6 separate regions of the Mus musculus genome follow, and all the other regions are linked to region 1. A link is a loop called in an ENCODE intact Hi-C map of the cell type or tissue named here. Cell type or tissue: left cerebral cortex. All regions are shown on one strand.

Evidence for each region. A loop is a pair of places that touch in the nucleus more often than their neighbours do. Peaks named below come from ENCODE experiments on the same cell type or tissue, not always from the same donor. Only the 100,000 strongest peaks of a DNase experiment are listed, where the experiment ranks them.
Region 2: it touches region 1 in a loop (2.5-fold over the local background); 2 of 42 quality-filtered maps call a loop at or near these places.
Region 3: it touches region 1 in a loop (9-fold over the local background); 22 of 42 quality-filtered maps call a loop at or near these places.
Region 4: it touches region 1 in a loop (2.0-fold over the local background); 8 of 42 quality-filtered maps call a loop at or near these places.
Region 5: a loop joins it to region 1, with 4 times the contacts of the local background. A loop is called at or near these places in 8 of 42 quality-filtered maps.
Region 6: it touches region 1 in a loop (3-fold over the local background); 4 of 42 quality-filtered maps call a loop at or near these places.

The regions. Positions count from the first base shown.
Region 1 is chr6:12,349,351-12,353,350 of GRCm38, reverse strand. It overlaps Thsd7a (thrombospondin, type I, domain containing 7A), which reads left to right. Exons shown (of 28, transcript NM_001164805.1): 14 at 1,188-1,366; 15 at 3,636-3,641. Among named protein-coding and RNA genes, the nearest start is that of Gm38583, 86 kb to the left of the region's middle. In left cerebral cortex, a CTCF peak has its summit at 2,495 (motif pointing left); DNase peaks (open chromatin) are centred at 1,257, 1,728, 2,079, 2,483 and 1 more place; H3K4me3 peaks cover 456 bases; H3K27ac peaks cover 313 bases.
Region 2 is chr6:13,068,043-13,072,042 of GRCm38, reverse strand. Tmem106b (transmembrane protein 106B) reads right to left here and starts at 2,284. Exons shown (of 9, transcript NM_027992.3): 1 at 2,083-2,284; 2 at 1,629-1,735; 3 at 80-301. The coding sequence starts at 299. In left cerebral cortex, no CTCF peak of the experiment used is centred here; DNase peaks (open chromatin) are centred at 1,502 and 2,270; H3K4me3 peaks cover 1,716 bases; H3K27ac peaks cover 1,466 bases.
Region 3 is chr6:13,150,120-13,154,119 of GRCm38, reverse strand. No RefSeq gene overlaps it. Among named protein-coding and RNA genes, the nearest start is that of Gm24985, 41 kb to the right of the region's middle. In left cerebral cortex, a CTCF peak has its summit at 1,686 (motif pointing right); a DNase peak (open chromatin) is centred at 1,681.
Region 4 is chr6:13,022,689-13,026,688 of GRCm38, reverse strand. No RefSeq gene overlaps it. Among named protein-coding and RNA genes, the nearest start is that of Tmem106b, 45 kb to the left of the region's middle. In left cerebral cortex, no CTCF peak of the experiment used is centred here; no DNase peak of the experiment used is centred here.
Region 5 is chr6:13,029,635-13,033,634 of GRCm38, reverse strand. No RefSeq gene overlaps it. Among named protein-coding and RNA genes, the nearest start is that of Tmem106b, 38 kb to the left of the region's middle. In left cerebral cortex, a CTCF peak has its summit at 2,467 (motif pointing right); a DNase peak (open chromatin) is centred at 2,474.
Region 6 is chr6:13,279,520-13,283,519 of GRCm38, reverse strand. No RefSeq gene overlaps it. Among named protein-coding and RNA genes, the nearest start is that of Gm725, 18 kb to the right of the region's middle. In left cerebral cortex, CTCF peaks have their summits at 2,465 (motif pointing right) and 3,392 (motif pointing left); DNase peaks (open chromatin) are centred at 2,470 and 3,445.

The DNA of each region.
Region 1 (4,000 bases):
TAAAGAGGAAGGTAATAAATATATATATATATATATATATATATATATATATATATATTGATAATAATAGGGACAATTTCAGAAAAGGAGTTTGTTTAAAAATGATCTAAACTTCTAAAATTTAGATGGTGGTAATAACCGTACAACTTAGCAAATATACAAAAAATTTGAAACATGAGCTGACTTTTATGTTATATGATTGTTTTTAGCTCAAAAGGTTTACAATCTACCTGTTCCTTCATAGAGTGTGGAATATGATAGTCACTTGCATGTTAACATCTGTGTCACCGGTATAAAAAGATGAAGTAGACTGATATGACTTCTTTCTAAAATCAGCCATACAGATGGAGGAAAACTATAGTTTTGCATCTCCATCTAGAGATAATTTGATATCATGACATATTAAGTTGATAGTGAAGAACCAATCAAAGCAAGTGTTTCCTCCTTCCCAAATCAAATCCACTCAGTATTCATTTAGCTCATGAAAAGCCAGCACCATCTTTACCCTGTGCTCTTAGACTTGTCTATCATCTCTCAGCATTTGTTTTCTTGTTCCTGCCTAATACATCTATAATTCCAAGAGGATCAAATGGACCCAAAACGAGGTGCGGTTTTAATAGTTACAGCCCTGTGGAGATACTAGGATTTGCTTACATAACACCCTCAGATTTCCCTCCTCCGAACTGATTTTCAAGGAAGGGGGAATGAAAGGTGCCAATTTAAATGGATTCTTTTGGATGTTTACCTCAAGGAACTGATTTTTCATGAGGAGGAATACTGTGAGGACTCACATCCCCGCCTGTGTGTGTGGCATTCACACATACAGTGTCACACAAGTCTGTGTTAGATTTTTAACTTCACTCTGGCAACTTTGAGAGTGAGATGGTGAGCCGACAGGCTACTGTCAATTAAACAAGAGCTGTCACCAAGCAGAAACATTGAAACACAGTGGGCACGAATCCTAAGCAGATCACATGGCAGCTACTTAGCAGTTATTTTAACACAGTCGCGGTATAGATGTGTCATTTCCCTGAAGAATTTAATTTGAGTCCCTAAGGATGCAGACATCTCTGCGTTCACATGCTCCCGTCAAGTCAAAAGTGGGCCTTCTAAATGAGCTGGAATGGTAAGTGCAAGTCAGAGAATGACAGGTAGCAAATTCGCTTATTTCACTTTCCTCTGCTCAGGTTACATAGAAGAAGCCTGCATCATCCCCTGCCCCTCAGACTGCAAGCTCAGTGAGTGGTCCAACTGGTCCCGCTGCAGCAAGTCCTGTGGCAGCGGCGTGAAGGTCCGGTCCAAGTGGCTGCGCGAAAAGCCTTATAACGGAGGAAGGCCTTGCCCCAAACTGGACCATGTCAACCAGGTATTTTTACTGACATCAAACGCATTAAGATATTCCTCAGACTCCCAAGGATGTTTTATTCTATTATTTCTCAAAGACGCACAAAATTAAATAATAGCTCCTGAAAAAGAAATGGGATGGATTCTATTTTCAAAAGGTCTGAGAAAATCATACTACAATGTAAAATCTCAAATTATACATATTACATCTGAAATTTTCTGGGAACTCAGGATTCTGCACGCATCTAGATAAAATACAGTTCCATGCAGGCAAAATGACAGATAAGTCGTGAGTACTGTCAAGGCATTAATCTACCATACAATTGTGCTAACTGCTGTGATGAAGTCACGTCATCCTTACAGTTTCCCTAGACTTCCACCAGAAAGAGAGCTCAGTAGCCAAGGACTCAAGAGAAAAGCAAAGAAATGACATGAATATGCTCTAAAAAAAAGAAGGGGGGTGTTACTTATTCATTCCAATCTAGTTAGTGTAAAATAAGAAATGTAAGAAGTGTCTCAAAGTTCATATATATGTGTGTGTGTGTGTGTGTGTGTGTGTGTGTGTGTGTGTGTGTATGTGTATGTATATGTATATGTATATGTATATGTATATGTATATGTATATGTATATGTGCTAGCAATTCAGTCACTGCCTTTTCTAGCATTGGAGCTGTGTTAGAGCTCGCATGCATACTTCACTGGCTGCTATCCGTGGTTGTTATTTGTATTCTGTTGGAGATAAAGAGTAAAATGGCTAATGACAGAATTGTGATTAACTTAAGTTTAACAGAACAGGCCATTGTTATCACAGTTGATCGCCATGTAAATTAGCAGAGAATAGATTTTCCAGAGTGTGTGCAGATGTTATGTTTTGAATTTGAGCCATGAGCAAGTGAACCGAGGATTTAAATATGTAAAGCTGCCTCATGTGAACATAGCCTGTCTCATTTTAACCTCTAACCACACGGTTATCAGCAGTTTCCTTCTGATTAAGCTAAGATTGTTGGGAACAACAGAATCGTACCATATACAAAGGAAACTTCTAAGTAAGTAAAAATGAGGACATTGAAGAATTAAATTGAAAGTAATCTCAGTCCTAGATAAATTTAGGCAATGTAGAGAGAATAATATACTCTTCTATCGCCATCTCCTGGCAGTTGAGCATTTTGTATTCTTAAACTGCAAGTGTTCATTTCAAAAGAAGAAATTCACTTGCAGAGCTGGAATTGGGTGAATATGAAACAGAGGAACACGAGTCCCATGCTTACGATGACAAGAATGTTTGTCTACAAGCTCAGAAATCTTGAATTTCCAATGACAAATTTAGTATTAATAAATTATGATCCATAGTCCTATCAAAGAGGAAGTATACATGTGTCAATACATCACATGTGTATGTGTCTAAGTAGCAAATTAAATATGCCACATTAACCTAAGCACTTTTGTTTCCAAAGGCACATGACCCTGTGCTTAGTTGTCTGTACATCATACAATGTTACATCTCTCTTAAAATTCAAGGCAGCACTTGATAAGCACATGTATGTATTGGTTTTCAATTCATTGGGAGTATATCAAAACAGTAATAACTGAAAACAGAAAGGTAAATCAAGAAAGAAAACAATTAGACATCAAATTTTGAGCATAATGTTTTACATAAAGCTTAAAGATAAGTATTTAAATATCAGTAAAATACTCAAGAAAATCAAATAAGCAAAGTGCTGGGCAATTGTTTATAAAATATAAACCATGCAGATTTTTACTTTAATTAAAATTCCTCAGTAAAAGTATAGCAGTTTGTTGATGTAAAAAAATGGTCTCTGAGAGTGTTTCCTCACTGAAGTTAAGCCCTAAGGTCCTTATCTCACTAAAATGTATTAATGGATTAAAGTGGACTGGTGGGTAGATGAAACCATAGGTGGGTCAATATATAGACACCAGTCCATGTTTCTGTTGATTCCTAAGATATTTGCAACTGTAGTTGAGTTTGCAGTGACAGGGGCTCTGAGAGCCACTCGGGTTTTGAACTCTTGTCCTCCTGAACATGCAATCATCTTTCCCTGGGATGTGTAATCTTTGTCTGCTCATCTTGCATTTAGGACATGAGGAATGGTTGATTTCCCCTTCCTAAAACCTATGAGATTCTTCCTAAGATTTTACTAAATTAATGTTTTAAATAAAAGTCTACATAACTGACAATGTACAATATGAATGAGCTCTTATCAAAGTAACTAACGTTTTCACATTTCTCTGTTTCTTGTCCTTTACGTCATTCCTGACAAACACCATTCCAGGCACAGGTGAGTGTGCTTATCTTCCATTTCTTCAGAGTGCTGCTCTTTAAAGAATTATTATTTTCTCCACTAGGTTTTCCTCTGCCTGTTCCCCTTTTTATCTCCTAGTATAGCAGTAGGGTTGCTTTATTGATAGAGCCTGAGGAGACAGAGTGAGGTAATTAGCCATCACCTATCCCACTTTAATGAGGCAATGGTACCCTTTATTTATGCTTGAAGGAGAGAATTATGGTGGACTGAAAATGGTGATTTGGAGATGTTGGAAATGTCAATGAAATACTTTGCATTTATCCCCCAACAATGGGGAATGATCGTTTATCAAAGGATTAGGAAGAGCAGCAGGGCCCCTCCATTTCGATTCTTCT
Region 2 (4,000 bases), 720 kb before region 1:
GCTTAAGACTATAGATTTTACATTGTTTGAGCAAATGTTTGGAATCCTTTAAGAGGACAGCCAATGCTACAACACGTACCCCTAGGAATTCTTCCTGTTCCTTGGCAAGTGGGACAAGTGACACTATCTCTTCCAGTAAATTCCACATATGGGAACTGAGAGACATCTCCATTTCTTCCGTCTTCGTTGTGCACTTCACTGCTAACCAATCCATTTCTCATATTGTCTGTCGATGTAACGCCATCATAGCCATCTTCTTTATTTGAATGCAAAGGTAAGTGAGAAAGAGACTTTCCCATGTCTAATGAAAAAGAAAAATCTGACAGTAAATTCCATGTGGAAAAAAAGAGTCTCAGACCCTATGGGATATATTTACAGGGTTAGGCAAATGCAAATTACTTGTAGGATTAAAATTATGTTCAACCAAAGTAATGTCTGATACAAGGAAACCATTTGTAGCATTCAGAAAGTACTTTTCTAACAGAACATTATGAAACCAAATCCTGTAAGACTTGTAATGTGAACAATGTTTAAAATGGTAACAGTTGGCAAAAGTTTACAGTGTCAATGGAGATGCTAGGCTTTCTTAGCATGTTCAAAACAGAAATATGGTTTTAGTTTTTTGTAGAGAAAAACATATTTTAACTATAAACCAGTTGGCACTGCAGGTGAACTTGTTGGCCTGTTACAACAGATATGTATATCACCAGCTAACTTCAAAGTGACTCATTTCACTCACTTAAATTCATACTCCTTTAGTTGTCAATAAAACCCTAGAAGTACATGACTGAAAAGAACATGAAAAGCCACATAATACAACATGCCGGTTTTCTGAGAGACAAAATAATAGAAAAAGCAAACAAAAATTTTAAATGGTACAATTCCATTCTCCCTGCGGTTATCCATCACTTATCAGATTCAAAATACGAACTACACAATCACAGATACTACTTTTAATTTAATATTTTTCATTAAAAAATAAAATGATACTAAGTGATTCAGGTCACCCCAGATGAAGGAAATTCATATCTGCTTTTCAAAATCTGAATGCTACTTGTTGAATTCACTCACTGTGTAGACAGCAATATTAAATTTAAAAACTTGAGTCATATAGAAAAGGAGTAAAAAAAAATGAATAAATATACTTTCAGAAGTTCTGTGTACACACTGTGTACCATAGCTCAGAAATATCAGTGATTGTGACTTACACACACACAGTATCTTACTGTGGCTCAATGACAGCGAGTCAGAGCCAAGCCAACACTTGGCAGCCACAGGTGCACAGGGGTGAATTGTAATCAGTACCGGCTCCTTACACTGTGACCTTGGAAGCTTTGGAGTACACAGGGTGGTTTAGAATCAGCTGACACTAGACAACACGTGGTGTCATCACAGGGGTGAAAACTGTGTCCCACAAATGGGAGCCTTTATGGCAAAAGGCTAGGGACAGCTAAGTGGTTCTGGTCTCCGCTGGCTGCCTTACTCAGACCCACAGTAACCTTGACATATTCTGCTGAAGGTGGGTTTGGGTACACACCAGATTAAGCAGTCACTTGAATCCTAGCCTTCTTGCTTAGCTTTTCTTGAGGCTATTGACAAGTGTAACCCCTGTCATTTTGGAAACTTACTTGAGGTTTTTAAAGGGAGTGGTAGATCCCCTTCGTCTCCTCCCCGGGCTCTCAATGTTTATACCGCGGTCTTGTGAACTCAACACGGTTCTCAGATGCTCTAGAAACTGGGAAAAAGATAAATTCAGCAGCGCATGCAACTGAGATGTGTCACCTGTTTGTGTGCAGACCTGGGGTTAGTTCTGAGGGGCTCAAGGGAGACGGAAACGAGCGCTTTTCAAAGGGCATCACAGGCAAACAAACCCCCGGAAGAAATCAACATCCGAGTCACCTTGCAACTACAACTGTCAAGCCCCAGAGCTACTCGGCCGCTCAGATCAAGGGCCCTGGCGCCGCCCGAGCCACCCCGGGAGCGAAGCCAAGGCCCCCGCGGTGACAACCCCGCACCCGGCTCGCCGCGGCCTCCCTCACCGCTCGGGCAGGGGACGTGGGCCCCACGGCCCGGGTCGCTCACCCGCACGCGGAGTGCTGCGCGGTCCCGGGATGCTCCGGTGCGTGCGGGCCGCAGGACAGGGTCACAGCGTCCCGGTCCCGGGGCCGGGCCGAGCGCCGGTAGAGTGCAGCCGGGAGAGCTGCGGGGGAGGGGTAGCACAACAACTGCATCAGCTGAGCTCCGTACCGGGAGAGCCTGCGCGTGCGCTTGCGCAGTTCGCCCCAGGAAGGAGGGGCTAGGCCCTGGAATGGACACTACGCATGCGCACTGTCACCGGTTTGAAGGGAAGTTGCCAGGGTGAAAGCTTCTGGTTTTGTCACCTGTCTCTTCTCTAGACTGGAAAGTTTCAAAATAGTACTAATTGCGCCTGGCTTACGAATAATCGGTTTTCCCTTTTCCCCTCCACCAGGCTGATTCCTTTTGTAAAGGGGAGGAATGTGCACCGTCGCAATTTTGAGCGATCGTGTTCTCAAGTCTAGATTTGCAGACACAAAACTTCCTTCCTGGGGTTAGAATGAGCCGGTTGGTGCACATTTCTGGCAGAGTTGCAGGCCAGAATTTTGTTATTGAGTTTTCATTTAGAAATTAATGTCACCGGGAAGACGCACCCCCGCCCCCGCCTTGGTTTAATCTTGTTTTGATTTTGTACTTAAATTCACATTATTCAGTGCATGCAATAAGAGTTGTACCCCAAAGCTCATGACCAAGTGAGTTGTTAAAGGAGTGTCCCAATCCATGCACCTCATTGTCCAGTCATAATTTACAGTGAGTTGAGGCTACAGTGGCTCATTTTAGTGGCTCGCCAGTGTTATAGTCAAAGGTTGTTATGACCTCTTTTCTGTCTTCCTGATAATCAAGATGTATTAAGTGGCTCATAAGATTCCTGGATGGGATTATAATAAGATAAAATTGAAAGCAAGAACAGATGCGGTTGCTAAAGGAGTTTAATAGCTTCCCTATAAATGGGGTTTCTGGTGAAATTCCTAGAAAATTAACAGAGTTATAACTGGGAAGTAAGCATCTCTTAATTGTGTTTTTTTTTTTTTTTCTTTTTCTTTTTTTTTTTTTTTTTTTTCCTTCTCTACTGGAAAAAAGCAACTGCACTGGGCGAGGAGCTCCCAATTTTGTCCCGCTCTTCTAAACTGCCTTGTATGTATTTGGAAAGTATTTTGATTTATGACCATCTTCTATGTATATAAAAGTTTCATGAAATTGTTATCACATTGGGACATTGGTATTTGGAATAGCCCAAGTCTTTGTTTTCAGGTCATGGTTCCTCATATTGGCTTTAGAATAAACTCTTTGTCCTTTTGAGGTGAGAGCTGTGTATTTTCCATCTACATAAGCAGGATGTTTTAAGACTATTTAAAACATTCACCTCCTTAGGTCCGGCAATTTCACTCTGTGAGATTCATCCTAAATTATAATGAGAATTCTAAAGTAAAGTTGTGTGCAGTGTGTAACCAGTTTCTTAGGATTTCAATAGAGTTAACAATAGCTTCGAAGTAGACCATGGCAACTCTTATAAAGAATACATTTATTTGGGGTTGGCTTACAGTTTCAGAGGTTTAGCCCGTTATGCTCCTGGCAGGAAACATGGCAGCAACCAGGCAGACATGATACTGGAGGAGCTTAGAGTTCGACATCAGAGACAGCAGGGAAGTGAATTAGCTCCTTAGACCCCAAGGCCCTCTCCCTAGTCAGCACCTCCTCCATTTAAGCCACACCCTCCCTAATAGTGCTACTCCCTTTGGGCCAATCCTTCACACTCAGGGTCCAGAGGCTGTTCCTATTCAAACCACTGCAAGGAAACTAAATACACATAAACTAAATACCTGATTAAGTCACACCAGCAGTGCACTTGATAAAATGATTGCTTTTGAGATGTGGTTCCTTGGGTTGCACACTAGTTGCCCTAAAACTTGCTGTGAGAACAGCC
Region 3 (4,000 bases), 800 kb before region 1:
TACTCACTACACTGCACTCACTGTGCTAACTGTACTGCACTCACCATGCTCACTGCACTCACTGCACTGTGCTCACTTCCCTCACCACACTCACTGTGCTGCACTCACTGCATGGCACTCACTGCATGGCACTCCCTGCACTGACACTCAACTCTGGCTAACCAATAACTGAACTAACTCTCTCTCTCTCTCTCTCTCTCTCTCCCTCCTTCTCTCTCTCTCTCTTCTGTGCTGTTCCTAAGTAGCTTTTCTTCTGAGAGAGTTGAACCTATCCTATCCCTGACTTATTTTGTCAAATCTTTCTCTGATTCATCACTTTGTCTGTGTCTCAATTAGAAGTTGTTTGGGATTAAAGGTTGTACCAAGGTCGTGTCTACATTCCAGCCAGATCACACAGACTTAGAAGCTCTTCGGATGTGACCAGAGCAGCCATGTTGCTGGATTAAAATCCCTCTGCATGTCTATCATTCATAAAGGTCTGGGTTCAATCATCAGTACTAAAAAGGAAAAAGGAAAGCCTAGCATATGGATTGTATTCTAGTTATTAATAATATTATTGCTAATATCTACCAGTTAGCCAAGCTGGGGCATCGGTGACAGATGTCTGTATTTGGTTTTGTATTTTTCAGTGATTACTATATTTGGTAGGTATGGTTTGTTGCCAAGTTTAAATATTTACTCTTAAGAAACACCAAGTCAGCAATGTGTGAGTTAAACAAGATAAAATTTGTGATCAACACTTAGGAACTAGACTACTCTAATGAAGGTTCACATATAAAGAGAAAATCTGGGGATCTGAGAGCATACTGAGCTGGTCCACATAGCCAACAAGTGTTCAGTTAATGGATCCATGAGGCTCCCTATGTAGTTTCCCCCGTGTGTTTTCTCAGCATTTATTAATTGAACTGCAAGTAAGACCTGTGCGCCTTTAGTGGACCTTAAGGCCAGTTGTCATGTGCTTTTTCCATTTAAAACCTAAGCCTGGGCATAGTGCTTAAAGGACGTGTACATACTCAGCACTCAGGAAGGTTGTGGTTCTAATCCCCAGTCTCCCAAATAAACAAAATTATGTATTATAGTCATGTTGGTATAAAGAAGAGTGCATGAGTGTTAAAAGACCACACCTGAAACTCCATTCTTCCCATTTCCATGGCTGTCTAAAGCATCGTGGGCCACAGCTGCTGGACCACTCTGCTAAGTAAGAAGGGTTCTACTGTAAGACAGAGGTAGGCTTTTGTTTGGTGTTGTGTTTTGCTGTTTTGTGGGAGGGGACTCACAGTTAGGCTTGTCACCCGTTTTGCAGAGTACTCTTTAAACCTCTGCTGAAGATATCTCAAGATAGTTTTAAAAATTAATAAAAGCAAACTCCATGCCATTACAATGTTTGTACGTGTGTGTGTGTGTGTGTGTGTGTGTGTGTGTGTGTGTGTGTGTGTGTGTGTGTGGTGAAAGAGAGAGGAGAGAGAGAGAGAGAGAAAGAGAGAGAGAGAGAGAGAGAGAGAGGCAGAGAGAGAGGGAGGGAGGGAGAGAGAGAGAGAGAGAGAGAGAGAGAGAGAGAGAGAGAGAGAGAGAGAGAAAGAGACTACCTGTCATTCTTCAGTTTAAATCTATAGTAATCTCCTGTAGTTTCTACACTGAGATGAAATTATCAGACTTGTCCTGCAGATGGTGCTAGAGCCTCAGTTCATCTTAGGAACTAGGCAACCACTTTGATAAAAGCATAGGAAGCATTTAATGCAAACATGACACTTTCAATAAGAAAATCATTTATGAGCCTAGACATCTCCATTACATTGGATGATTGCCTGGTAATTGTAGGCACTTGCCTTGGCAGTTCACAGTTCCCATTGTGCTAGTAAGGGATATTACATCCACGTAAAGATGTAGTGATGTACTGAATTCATCAGAAGTTTACATTGCCTTGAGTAGTATATGGTTAGACAGAATTTTCTCCATTATTCTGTGAATTGGGAAATGTTGATCAATTAAAAGAGACAGTGTTCCAGGTAGTTGAGACTATATTTTATGATGCCATTGAGAAATAAGAATATAACCAAGCCATATAAATGACATCCTAAAAAGAATCTCTTTAAGGCAGAGTACTTGCCTATGTGCTCCTTCTATCCACTTTAGCTTATCTATTTGAGACAGGGTTTTTACAATGTAGTCCACAAGCTGGCTTTGAACTCCAGGTGAGGCTCCTGCCTCACCTTCAGGTATACTGCTATTAAAGGCATGTTCCTAGATTTTGTCCCTTTATTCCTGTCAAAAGTTAGTGCAGTTTCCCTGGCTAACTGTCAATCTAATCATCAGGAGAGTCCAATTTGAAACACTATGAGTTTAAGGAATAATGAAATTATAACTATTTTAAATCAGTTATAGAGATCAAACCATGACTGCAAGGAAAAGCCTTGACCTTTGAGCCAAACCTTTAGCCACTATTCTCCAACTCAAGTTATGATAGATATAGACAGTGTCCTTTGCTTTAAAGAAGCTTTGCAGTTTTATGAGGTCCCATCTGTTGATTGTTGATCTTAGAGCATAAACCATTGATGTTCTGTTCAGGAAATTTTCCCCTGTGCCCATGTGTCCAAGGCTCTTCCTCACTTTCCTTTCTATTAGTTACAGTGTACCTGGTTTTAAGTGGAGGTCCTTGATCCACTTGGACTTGAGTTTTGTATAAGGAGATAAGACTGGGTTGATTTGCATTCTTCTACATGTTGAGCGCCAGTTGTGCCAGCACCATTTGTTTAAAATGCTGTCTTTTTTTTCCACTGGATAGTGTTAGCTCCTTTGTCAAAGATCAAGTGACCATAGGTGTGTGGGTTCATTTCTACGTCTTCAGTTCTATTCCACTGATCTACCTGCCTGTCTCTATACCAATACCATACAATTTTTAATAATTCCTCTGTATTACAGCTTGAGGTCAGGGATGATGATTCCCCCAGAAGTTCTTTTATCGTTGAGAATAATTTTCGATATCATGGGTTTTTTCTTATTCCAAATGAATTTGCAAATTTCTCTTTCTAACTCTATGAAGTATTGAGTTGGAATTTTGATGGGGATTGCATTGAATCTGTAGATTGTATAGTTATAAAAGCTTCCACATATAGGCCTGAAGGGAAGGGGATGCCAAGCCTATCCATCAATAATTTTAGTAAGATGACCATTTTTACTATATTAATCCTGCCAATCTGTGAGCATGGGAGATCTTTCCATCTTCTGAGATCTTCGATATCTTTCTTCAGAGACTTAAAGTTCTTGTCAGACAGAACTTTCACTTGCTTGGTTAGAGTCACACCAAAGTATTTTATAGTATTTATGACTATTGTGATGGGAATCATTTCCCTAATTTCTTTCTTAACCCCTTTATCCTTGGAGTAGAGGAAGACTACTGATTTGTTTGAGTTAATTTTATATCCAGTCACTTTGCTGAAGTTATTTATCAGGTTTAGGAATTCTCTGTTGGAATTTTTTGGGTCACTTAAGTATACTATCTTATCATCTGCAAATAGTGATATTTTGACTTAACCTTTGTAATTTGTATCCCTTTGACTTTTGTTGTCTAATTGCTCTGGCTAGGACTTTGAGTACTATACTGAATAGGTAGGGAGATAGTGCAAAGAGGAGACTTTTTAAAACCTTTCTTGAGATAGGTCAATTATTTTTTTATATTTCATCTGAGACTCATCTCTCTAAATTAAAGCATCAATACAAAACCAAAATATTATCATTCCAGATGAAATAGGTATGCTCAATGAGTTTACAGTCTGACCTTTTATTTTCTTTATGGTAAGAAACATTGCCCTCAGAGTGTTTGAACTTGAGAGATTAAAGTTAGGAAACACATATAAGGTAGCCACAGATCTTGCTGAAAGAATTTCATCTTACAGGCAAACATCTTAAAACAGTTTCATTTTCAGATCCTCACTGTAAACAAAATAAGCATAACCATAAAAGATGAGAAGTTGCAATTACCCAAATGTACAGCCTAAACTGG
Region 4 (4,000 bases), 670 kb before region 1:
GATACTTTGAGTCATGCAAGTATCATATTTTCCTATGAAGTTTTGTTCATTGATTTTGCCATTTATTAGTGAAACTTGTGTGAAATACTTATTACTTCTAGGCTCTTCTAAGGTAATTTTAAAAGCAATATTTTAGATATATTATAAAGAATATATGATTGTGTGTGTATTTGTTAAAGGCCTGTGGACAAGAATGCAGGTGCCAGGGAAGGCAAGAAAATGAATCTATATTCCATTTGCTTATACATAATCTATTTGCTGTGAGCTGCCCAACTTTGTTCACTGAGGGAACCTAACATACGCATAGCAGGAAATCTAACACGGGAGCAGTAGGCACTCTTAACTGCTGAAACTTATCTTCAGCTCAGGGTGCTTCTAATTTTGCTTTCCTACTACTCTTGATTTTAATATTTGACCCTTGGAATTCTCCACAAGAAAGCCTTGTCTTTTCTTGTCTATTTGTTTCCTAGGATTAAAATATTAAAAACATATTTTAGGCTTTGAGGACTAGACTTTAGTGGAAAAAAAACCAAAATTATCTACCATCCCAAATTATGCTTACCTTGGTCTTTGTTCCAAATTTTTGAAATTCTACCCTGTGTTCTTCACTGTGCAGCTATGAGACAGCACTTCACAAGGAGGTACAGCTTGTGAAATTTTAGAAACACAGACATTGCCTCCTGAATACATTCTAAAACATGGAAGGCAAAATATATTTGCTCGTGACCTTGGTGTTTAAAGATTTGACATTTGAAAAATATTTTTTATTAGAACAATAATTCTTGAGCTGGTTTCAAAGCTTAAGTCATACACTTTACAGATAATAGACTAAGAGAAGTTTGAAGAACTTAACTCAGTCATGTGAAGTCACATGTCCAGCTGGGATCAGAATATAGACTCTGATATTACTGATGTGTGTCTCCTCGTGGTTTTCACCTGAGATATAAAAAGAAATGAAAATAAGATACAACTATGATTAGACTATCCTTTAAAATGTTTTATAGCCAATACAACTTTAAAATGCCTATTAAATATAATTTTGTAAATAGAAATGTGCATTCTATTTGGCCTTTATGAATGCTTACTGATATTAAAGAAAATAACGACTTCAGGTATCACTTATTTTTCCAATTGTCAGAAAGATGAACCAGCAGCAGGAACAGTTAAGTCTAATAAAAACCATACCTGGAGAGTCCCTCGGGAAGTGCGAGAATAGCCTGAACAACAACAACAAAAAAAATTTACAAGAAATGAGACCAATCTTTCAGAGCAACATGGAGGTTCAAAAGATAAAGGTATGGTTGCCAGGAAACCACAGAATTGCTTCCACATGTGACAATCAAGTTAGCAAGAGACATTAGAAAGTGACTACTCACCAAACAGACTCAGGAAGAAAGCTAAGCCCTGAAGGCTGCTACTGTGGGCAAAGCAGCTGGTAAGGTGTGCATCCTTTCACTTGCTCCTCAGCTGATGTGAACTCAGGCTGAACCCTGAGCTGGAAACAACTCAAGCAACTGCAGCCCCAGCAAGAAGAAACCTGAGTGCTGTCCTGGGATTGCTCACACCTGAGTGCTGTCTGAGGATTGCTCACACCTGAGTACTGTTTGAGGATTGCTCACACCTGAGTGCTGTCTGAGGATTGCTCACACCTGAGTGCTGTCCTGGGATTGCTTACACCTGAGTGCTGTCTGAGGATTGCTCACACCTGAGTGCTGTCTGAGGATTGCTCACACCTGAGTGCTGTCTGAGGATTGCTCACACCTGAGTACTGTTTGAGGATTGCTCACACCTGAGTACTGTTTGAGGCTTGTTCACACCTGAGTGCTGTCCTGGGATTGCTCACACCCCTTGCTTTTTACAGGAATGGTGGGAAACAATTGAGGGGAAGGAATGAGGATGAAAAGTCTATCCTACTTCTTGATTATTCTCTACTTGGCTCATTGATCTAAATGCCTTCAATGAAATAGATTAGTTAAATGTCTGCTTCCCACAACAGTATGATTCTGTAAAGTATCACAAGGAAGAGTTATCTTGATCATTCCATTTTTTTATTGTTATATTGTCATATGATTATCTGTGTTGATTCTCCTTTTACACTCAAATGGAATCTTTCAATCTGGAGCTATTAATCTGGGGTTTTGCTACATCCTGTAGACCCTGGGATAGGACATAGTTTCTGTACAGAGGGAAATGCTGATGTGAGGGGTTCCTTACTTCATCAGAAAACAATTTATCAGTGACATCGGAAGACTTGTCATGTAAGACTCAGTCACATTATGATTTATTAAAATATTTTGTTGTATAAAATGGTTTCCATGTTTTCTTAACAACATGAGACTTTCAAGACATTTTGAAGACACTGGAAGAGAAATTTAGAGACAAAATTTGAGAAAGCATGACTGTAGGAGTCTTTCTTTAATTTTGCATACCCGTTTGCATCAAACATTGTGTATTTCTTTCAGTGTGATCTGTTCTGCGTTACCCTTTGTACCCCTGCTGCCACCCCTCACACATCCCAGTCCAGATGCAGCCACTTCCAGCTCTACTTACTGATTGCTGCTGCTTCCACTTCAGCTCTTGTCTTTGTTGTTGTTATCAAGTTTCTATAACTCTGCCTAGTCTGGAACTCACCATGTAAACCCGGTCTGGTCTGGAACTCACTGTGTAAAACAGGCTGTCCTTCACCTTGTGACAATCCTCTGCCTCCTGATTTGCTAGTCTGTATTTCAGAGTCAACATGCATTTCCTGATATTTTCCTATTTTCAGTTTTCCAAATTCTTTCCTCCTATTTGGCTCCTTTCCTTTGATTTACATACATTCTTTCTGTGGATACAGTAGTTACTCCTACAGTTGGTTATTGAATCAAGTTTCAGTGTTTTTAGTGTTTATGGACATGTAAATATTACTCACAACAGGTAGTTTGAATTGTATGGATAAAAAAAATATGCCTTGTGTTAATATTCTAGTAAAAATAAAGTGGATTCTCTTGTCTTTGATACAACTTTCCTTTCTTCCCCAGGATAAATGAACACTACAGAGAGTCAGTAAACAAACCAGAGCCTGCCTCAGGACAGGGGTGTGGGTCACTGGCTGTGCATCACATAGAATTTTTAGTGTTCTAAAAAAAAGTCCCTGTGAAGTCAGTTCTCTTAACTCTCATCTGAGTAGCCTGGAAGCAAATGACACAAGGGCAGATCTGGATTTTCCTTCTTCTTACTTCCTTCTTCCTAGTTCTCTGACACTTGAACCTTGTCCTGTCCTTTCTTATGCTGTCCACTGTTGAGTCTCCAGACCCAACTTTTGCTCTTGGTGTTATTTTTGTGAAGGAGGTATCTCAAAATGAATGAACATTCCCTAAGTCTCATGTGAAAAATATCAAAAAAGTACTGTTTATGATAAATTAAGTTGGTACTGGGAACAAGAGTTTGGAGCAGGGGGAGTCTGTACAAGGTTGATTTCTGTTCTTGGGCTTAGAGTAACAACCGAAGGAATGATGTGTACCCTCTCCAGCTACACTTTATTACAAAAAGCAAGTTAGACTTAGATTTCTATCTTAAGTAGTGCCAGGAGATAGGGCAAAAGGTAAGAGAGGAGATTATGGACTGAATATGAAATGTCCACCATAGGTCATGTGTTTGAAGGTGTACCCCAGTTGGTGGTTCTGTTGTGGGTAGTTGTGGGTTTTCCCATTCCACTGTGATCTGACCATCTTCTCTCTACAGGCCATGACCCTCAAACTGCCATCTTTTCCCACCCTGATGCTCCACAACTTCCAGACTGTGAGTTAGAATAAGTCTCTGCTCCCTCATGCCCTTTTTGTCAGGTCTCCATTTTACCACAGCAGCGAGGAAACTGCCGAACCCCTGGGAGTATGGAACTCGAGATCCTGACAGAAAGGACAATTGGAATGTTTGTCAGTAGTCCTGATGCTGATGCTAATCTTTTTTTAGATTTTCTTTATATTTTAAATAAAGGAGGCTACTTCCAATAGCATATATA
Region 5 (4,000 bases), 680 kb before region 1:
GAAATGATGAATCTCATATATTGGCAATCACTCATTACCTTGCAAATCAAATAGCTTTACTAAATTCATTTTCACCTTCCCATGTAAGCAAGGTCAACTCTCAAGGAAAAAAATGACAGGAACAGCTCAAAGCAATAAATAAATTTGACAGAATAAGAAAACATTATTTTTGTTTAGTTTATAATATAAACACTCATCATAACTCTATTCAGTTATCTACTATTTACTAATAACTCTATTCAGTTTTATTAATAGTAGGTAGCAAATGATTATAGTATATGAAGTGAACATTAATTACAAATAATATCTTCATTTAAATTATATAGCTTCTTCTTTAAAATGTATATGTGATTACTTTTAGATGATGATTAACAACTGGGAGCAGTACTTCTACCTAGAGAATATTTGGCAACACACACACACACACGCACACACACACACACACACACAATGATTGTAGCATGTGCTACTGGTACTTAGTGGGAAAAGGTTAGTAGTGCTCCTGAATAAATGGGTAAGCACAGGAAAGGACAGTCACCAATAGCAAAGTATTTGAGCCAAAAGGCCAGTAGTGCTTTGGCTGGAAACTTCTAATGCACAGCAAAAGTATTTATTGGCACTTCCTATGCTTCACGTTAGGCTTATGGTTATTTGGGGGTACCAGATAAGCCATGTACTCAGGACATATATGTATCTTTGCATCTCTCTAGTCAATACGTTATCTATTATTAGTCTATTTGCCTCTCTATTTACCTAGCTGTCTATGTATCTATTATTTTTTCTATGTATCTATTATGATTGAGCACTGAACCTTATACATGGCAGATATGACAAAATTATAGCCCTAAGTCTGTGACCCACTTTAAAAAGAAATCATTCAACCATAACAAAGCCTTCACATGGCTGTGTCTATATGTGTGGTTTCTAATAATCAGCAACATGTTCAGAACTGCCACACCCAAGTTGTTCCCAAAATTTTGAAACAATTGTAGAGAAATACTTGTGTTGGAAACTTTGATATTTGGGAATAATTTTTATATGTAGCACATTAGATTATAAATAATATATTCTCCCTGGATGTATTCCGACTCATACTTCTAGCAAAATTATATGAGAGCTCCCATATTCTTTACATGCTAGCAATGATTAAATTTTTTTTGAGACAAGTTCTTCTTAGGAAGCCCAGGCTGAACCTCTGTCTCAGCGTCTTAACTACTGGAATTGAAAGATTCTTTCGCCATGCTTGGATCTGTGATGGAGTCTTCACAACTTAAATAGACGAAAAATGTCCAGGAAAGTAGAAAAGCATAACCTGGGTGGTCTACGAGGGTTTCCCTGAAAACCTTTAGCACATGGGATAGCAGCTGAAGGTGAAGAACATCCAGAACGGCCCAGAGGTCCTGCATGGAGTGAAAGTGGAAGGTAGAAGAAGCAAGTAACACATTCAAGCTCTATTCTTATTTAGCAAACGTGTCACTGTACTGACTGCCATCTCAAGACATCAGACTCAAGTTTCTTCAGTCGTTCAATGCAGACACATGCTAACAACATTACAGAGAGCTTCTGTCTTTCAAACTCAGTCTGGGACGATAACGTTGGTCTCCCTTGTATTAAGGTTTCTTAGATTGAACAGCTTCTAGTTTCTCTGATTACCCTGTGTATAGAGAGTCATGGTTGAACTATCTGCCCCCAGATGTATGAGTAAATGTAACAAATATGTGGAAATTATATATATTTTGTGCATTATATATATGCTTTACTTGCTACTAAAATAAGTGAATAATATTGTCACAGCTAAATTATGTTCCCTTGTTATAAGTGCAGTTGAACATATTTCCATATTAGTAAAATTATTTAATTCAGCATAATGCATCTCTTCACCTATTTTGCTAATTTATTGACTACTGAATTGTTGGTTATTTTGTTAGCTTGAGCCATTAGTCCATCTGTATTAAGTATTATATATATACGTATGTATCATGCATATATTATATGTATATATATGTATATATATATGTATATATATGCATATATATATATATATATATCACTAAATCTCTGTCTTGCTAAATGCTATTTGTATTTCCTGATCTCCCCTTGTTATTTTGTTTGGGTTAAGAATTTTTATTATTCAGTTTCTGTTCTACTACTCTTGTATATTCTTTTATAGAAGAGCCTATATTCTATATGTTATAGCTAGGTTGTTCTTGGAACTGAATTCATTTTCTTTCCACTGCTGCTATAATCAAATGTTTCTTTAAAATGGACTATTTGTGCTTTATGATCCTCTCCACCCAGCCTTTCTTTCCTCATTTCTTTAGACTTTCTGCTAAGCAAGGTATGGGAATATGGTTACCAGAATGCCCACTTACATTTTTTTTATGTGATTTTAATTTTGGCTTCAAATATAGATGCTTGGAGAACCAGTACACTGTGAGTAATGTCAGGCATGTACAGCTGGGGGCATCCTTTCTCCAGTTTCCTGATGCTCTGGATTGGACCATGTTTGGCAGCTCTTTCATTTGCTGTGTCATTTTGTTAACTATGGTGTTCAGGCCTCTCTTCTGGCATTGTTTTCGGGGAGTGGGTGTCATTTATCATGTAATGGGCAAGCAATGGTTTTATTCAAATCTTTAAGAACTTTAATTCATGTGCTACAGTATTCAACCTTAAGTTCAATAGGATAATGTATGACCAGACAAAATAAAAGCAAATATATTTAGCATCTAGTCCACTTCTAAGCACTGAAAATGAGTGATGTATTATATCAGATACCTGGTGTACAGTGATCCTGTAGTTATGTTTGTTTTTGAGGCAGCCTCAGAAAGGAAAGCACAGCAGTTCAGAAAGTTGGAAGCTGTGTGATCCCAGAGGTCTAGTTAGGATGCAGCTGAGGGATTATGAACTAACTTCAAAGTTACACTTTAACAATCTTGATTTTTAAAGCCAGTACACATGCTGGAAAGAGGGCAGTCAGATAACCCTTGTGGGTTCTTGAGTAAGGAGTTTGGTATAAACTTCTGACAGACAATTTTTCCTGGTAAGTAGGAATCATTTTGTCTATTAAAAACTGTGAATGCAAAATTCACACTTAACCACCTGTCTAGAAGATAAGGAATCCTTAGTTCCTTCATAATCCCCACACAGTGTGTAATGAACACAGACTGGAATGCAGAATGCTATGGCCACTATGTTTTCCTGAAGACAGAACTGGAAAGAGAAGGATACCTGCACAGCTGTTAGGAAACTACATTATGAATGCAATTATGGTGACATACAAATACATACTTCAAGGTTGTTTTTTTTTTTTTTTTTTTTACTTTGTAGGATTACTTGCTTCAGGTCTCATACTCATTTTGCCAAGAATTATTATTGCACAGGAATATGGTTTTTATGCAGTAGTTTATCCACACATTGCCATTTATTTATATAATATATTTTTAAAGATAAAAATAGATAGACTGGACAAAAGCTCACATTTTATCAGTTTACCTTTTCTGTGGTGTATGACTCAGTTTAGTACTGCTGTTATTCCTGTTATTTTTTACTCAGTGATCATAGCAGAGGTAGGAAGACAGTTCCCTGAGCTGGCAAGGCAGGGGAAACAGAGGAATATTGGTTAAAGAGCATGAACTCTCAGATATACAAAGAGACTGCTCTGACGATCAAATGAACAGCCCAGTGACCACTGCCTTGTTGTATTGTAAACAATTTCACTAAAATAAATGGCCAGCTGGGTGGTGGAGATATACTAATTAAATCAATTATATTAATTATTTTACTATGTATACATATCAAATCTAAATGTTGTGTACTTTATGGAGTTTTGCCAATTATTATCGTGTATTACTACACAAGATTATAAAATTGAAAATGTTACCAATTTGGCATATTTGATGTTTAACATCCTCAGCACCAGGGAAATGCAAATGAGAACTTCCTTGAGAAGTCATAATGGCTAAGGTAATTCCCGGATGTAGGGAAAAGGGAACACTGACTC
Region 6 (4,000 bases), 930 kb before region 1:
AACTTTCAAGAGACTGGAGGCCCCAGAGAGTTTAGAGGTGTGTTAGGGTAGGGGTTGGGGGGTTAGGACATCCTCTTGGGGACAGGGGGTGGAAAGGAGGTATGGAATATGGAAGAATCAGAGAATGAACTGGGAGGAAAATAAAATCTGGAGTGTAAAAAATAAATTAAATAAAAGAAGGCATATATATATGGCTTTTCATACACACACACACACACACACACACACACACACACATATATATATATTGCCTTCCATCAACCTCAGTGTGTCCCCTCCACCTGTTGATTCAAGATGTAAGCTTTCAGTTTTTCTCACCACTATGCCTTTGCTCTACCCCCATGGACTCCAAGTCTCTGAAACCATAAGCCTAAATAAATATGTTTTTATACACTATCATTAGTAATAGTGATTTTTCAAAGCAGTAGAAAGTTACTAAGACACATGATTTGTAAAATAATGGAAATAAAGAGATCAAAAATAGCAATTCTATAAGACACTGGCATAAAAATATAGTAAGTTTACCCCAATATCCCATTAAATCAGCCCATTAAGAACCCTGACTCCACACTAGGGGAGGAGTCCTCACTCTCTCTGCGTCAAGATAAAACAGAGTACCAGCCAGTGCACTGTCAATGTGAATACTGCTATGCCTGCCTGCGGGAAAGCTTCACAGTTCAAACTAATCTCAAATCCTAATTAGATAAGAAATGTGAAATCTGACTGACTTTGGAAGTGCATCTCACTATTATTGGGTAAAGAGCCTATTTTCACTAACAATAGATTTTTTCACTGACAGACAATAGCTTTTTCACTGACAATAGCTTTTTCCAATGACAATAGCTTTTTTAGCTACAACGACAAGATATCTAGATACATGCTTAACTAGGGAAGTGAAAGATTGATAAAGTGAACAAAACATTGGTGGAAGAAACTAAAGGCAACTAAAAATGGATTAGAAGAATAAAGTTGTTAAATTTTTATCACCATCCAAAAGAATATTAAAATATTAATGGCATTCTTCCCAGAATTGGAATCCTAAAATTTATAAGCAATGACAAATTCCAAAAATCCAATGCAAACTTCAGAGAAAGACAAAGAGAGAGAGATAGAGAGACAGAGAGAGAGAAAGACAGAGACAGACAGAGAGAGAGAGAGAGAGAGAGAGAGAGAGAGAGAGAGAGAGAGAGAGAAGACAGGAACATATCAACATCTAATTTCCAGACACAATAAGATAAATAGGTACATAAGTGGCTGGAACAGACCAACGAAAAGGAAAATGTCCCTGCATCTCCAAGCAACTACATTCTCGACAAAGATGCCAAAGTATTTACAGGAGACAAGGCAGCTTCATTAAAAATGGTGTAAGTGAGACTGAATAGCCACACACAGAAGAGTCAAAGAGACTCTTGTCTGTCACCCTGCCAAAACCCAACCAGAACTGGCTTCAAAGACCTTCATGTTCCACATCAAGATCTGAACTGACGAGAGGACACCATAGAGGAAAGACTTCAAGATATTAGCAGAAACAACGACAAAAAGGATATCAAAATTAAAAACACAAAACAAAATGAAAACAAATAAAAAACAAACCCTGGTCCATGACCAAGGACAAAATGAAACCAGTAAAAAGCCACCCAACTTTTTTTGCTCCATTGTTGCTGCAGCAGTGATTCCTTCCCTGATAGTAGGTCCAGTGCTTCTATACATCTTCCAGGAATGGGGGCCACCTTAGTGATTCTCCTAGACCTTTCTGGGCTTCTATCACTGCCACACTGGGACTACTGAGATACCCTGCCCAGTAGGCTGAGAAACTGCTGTAGCCACACAGTGAGAGACAGCTACTCTGAGACTACTTTGAGTTCCCTGTTCTTAGCATCTGAGGCGTGACTTGATATTATTAGTTTAAAGCTAGGGAACTTAATTAAGACACATGTCTTGGTGAGATTAAAACTTTTCAAAAACATATAGAAGTAAAACTATATAATGAACTCCCAAGAAACTATCAACAACTTAAAATAATACAAAAGTATGGTCAACCTTATGTCACAAAATTGTTTGATGTATGTCTTCTAGTCAGTTTTCACCATTCCACTTATTATTTAATACATCGTGTAATTTCATAGGTAATGGTTTCATAATAGTTTTCCAAATTTTTTTTATTTAAAACATAGCATAAATCCAATACAACATCTTTAATAGAAGAGCAATAATTTTTGGTAGGTGATCTTGTTTATATTTGAATAAACTTCTATTTTATAACTGCCATTTCTTTGTTTTCAATTTTATTTTTTTGCATTTGAAGGAGATAATGTCTTACTTATATTTACTCCAAATTTTTGTTTGACTTAGTCACTCATTCCTATTTTCATTCTTTCAATGAAATACAAAATTACTTTGACAAAATGTCATAGGAGTCTTCACGTTTCAGCGAGTATTTACTGCAAGTGAATAGCCACCACTAGGTGGCAGTACACTACCTTATATTTTGTCCTAGTTGATAAGATGAAGAAGAAAAGGAAAATTTTCTGTACTATTTCATGAAGTTCAACTCAAAGAGACTTTTTTCTTTTGAAAACGTCAATAAAATTGAATCAGCTAAACTTATTACAACTTTTGGAAATAGAATTATCTGATTTCATCTCTGTTTTTATTTAACAGAGAGACATCCATTTCTTAATCCAAAGCATGTATTCAAGTTCCTATTTTTGATTAGTTGACTGTCATTATATATTCGGGACTAAACTTTCATTGTAGTTCGGTTTGATTCCTCAGCAATATTGAAAATACTTGTCTAGCAAAGATAAGATGGTAAGCACAAGATGTAAGACAATGTACAAAATGCCACGTGCATAGTGCTCTTTTGTCCTGTATGAGAAACGAATAAACAAAAGATGCCTCGAGTTAGAGAATTTCTTTGACAGTTTCCTAGAACAAGGAATGGCAGCACTGATGCTGATTGATGTCGGTGTGGAAAAACATCAGATGTGACCTCTTGGCATCCCTTCTAGCACTCGTAAGAATGCATTCTCTGAGATGGAAATGTTATAAACCATTAGAGACGCTCTGCTTCGAGGTAGATGATTCCAAATGTATAATAAACTTTTATTTCACATGAAATATATGGGATGGACAAGCTATTTCCAGTTCCCAACAAAGTTGGGAAGGTAATATGGTAAATGAAAACTATAGTGCACTGAGTTTTATATTTCTGGCCTTTAAAGCAAGTTCTTCATGAGAATTCGCTGTAGTAGAAATTTGTATCACATGGCAGGTAACTGATTGACCTCATCTATAACTAAATAGGGGCTTAAAGTAGGTTTTTTTTTCCCCCTCAGGAAAAGCACATACGAATGAGTTTATTTGTAGGCTATAATAACTGCTGCCCTCTTGTGTTTGATGGCTGGGCTCTAACTCTCTTCTGTATTCAGATGTAGATGTAGATGTAGTTTTGATGTTGGAGACATCAGATGTGGCAGGACTGAAACAGAGCTCAGCACAGTGAAGAATGAATGACAGAACAGGGCAAGGCCCATGGATTCAGGGTGGAACACAGCAAGAATTGCCTGTCAGAACAGTAAGAAAATTGATAGTGGGAAAGGAGATGGAGATTTCTAGAAACATGTTGGGAGGGCAAGGACTAGATATTGAAAGTCATACTTGTGTCTGTTTATCCCTGAGAATATTGTGACAGGTTGTCTCTGTGTGGTCCTCATCAGAAATGTCTTCACAGAGCAAACAAGGCTACTCCACAGGTGGGGTGCTGAGAAGCCACGGCTTTCTGTTCCTTCACTCTGTTCTCAGATGGCATCTGTGCTACTCTGTGGGACACAGTGGCAATGGGGATTCCCATTCTTCTTCATGTCCCTTATCACTCTACATTCTTGAGAGCAAGGGCAAGTGAGCAGAACAAATGTAGACACTATCTAGGTAAAAGAACAGTGTCTTTATGTGGGAACTGTTCTCAAGAGTCATTTGGAAAAGTTGTCTGGCTAACATA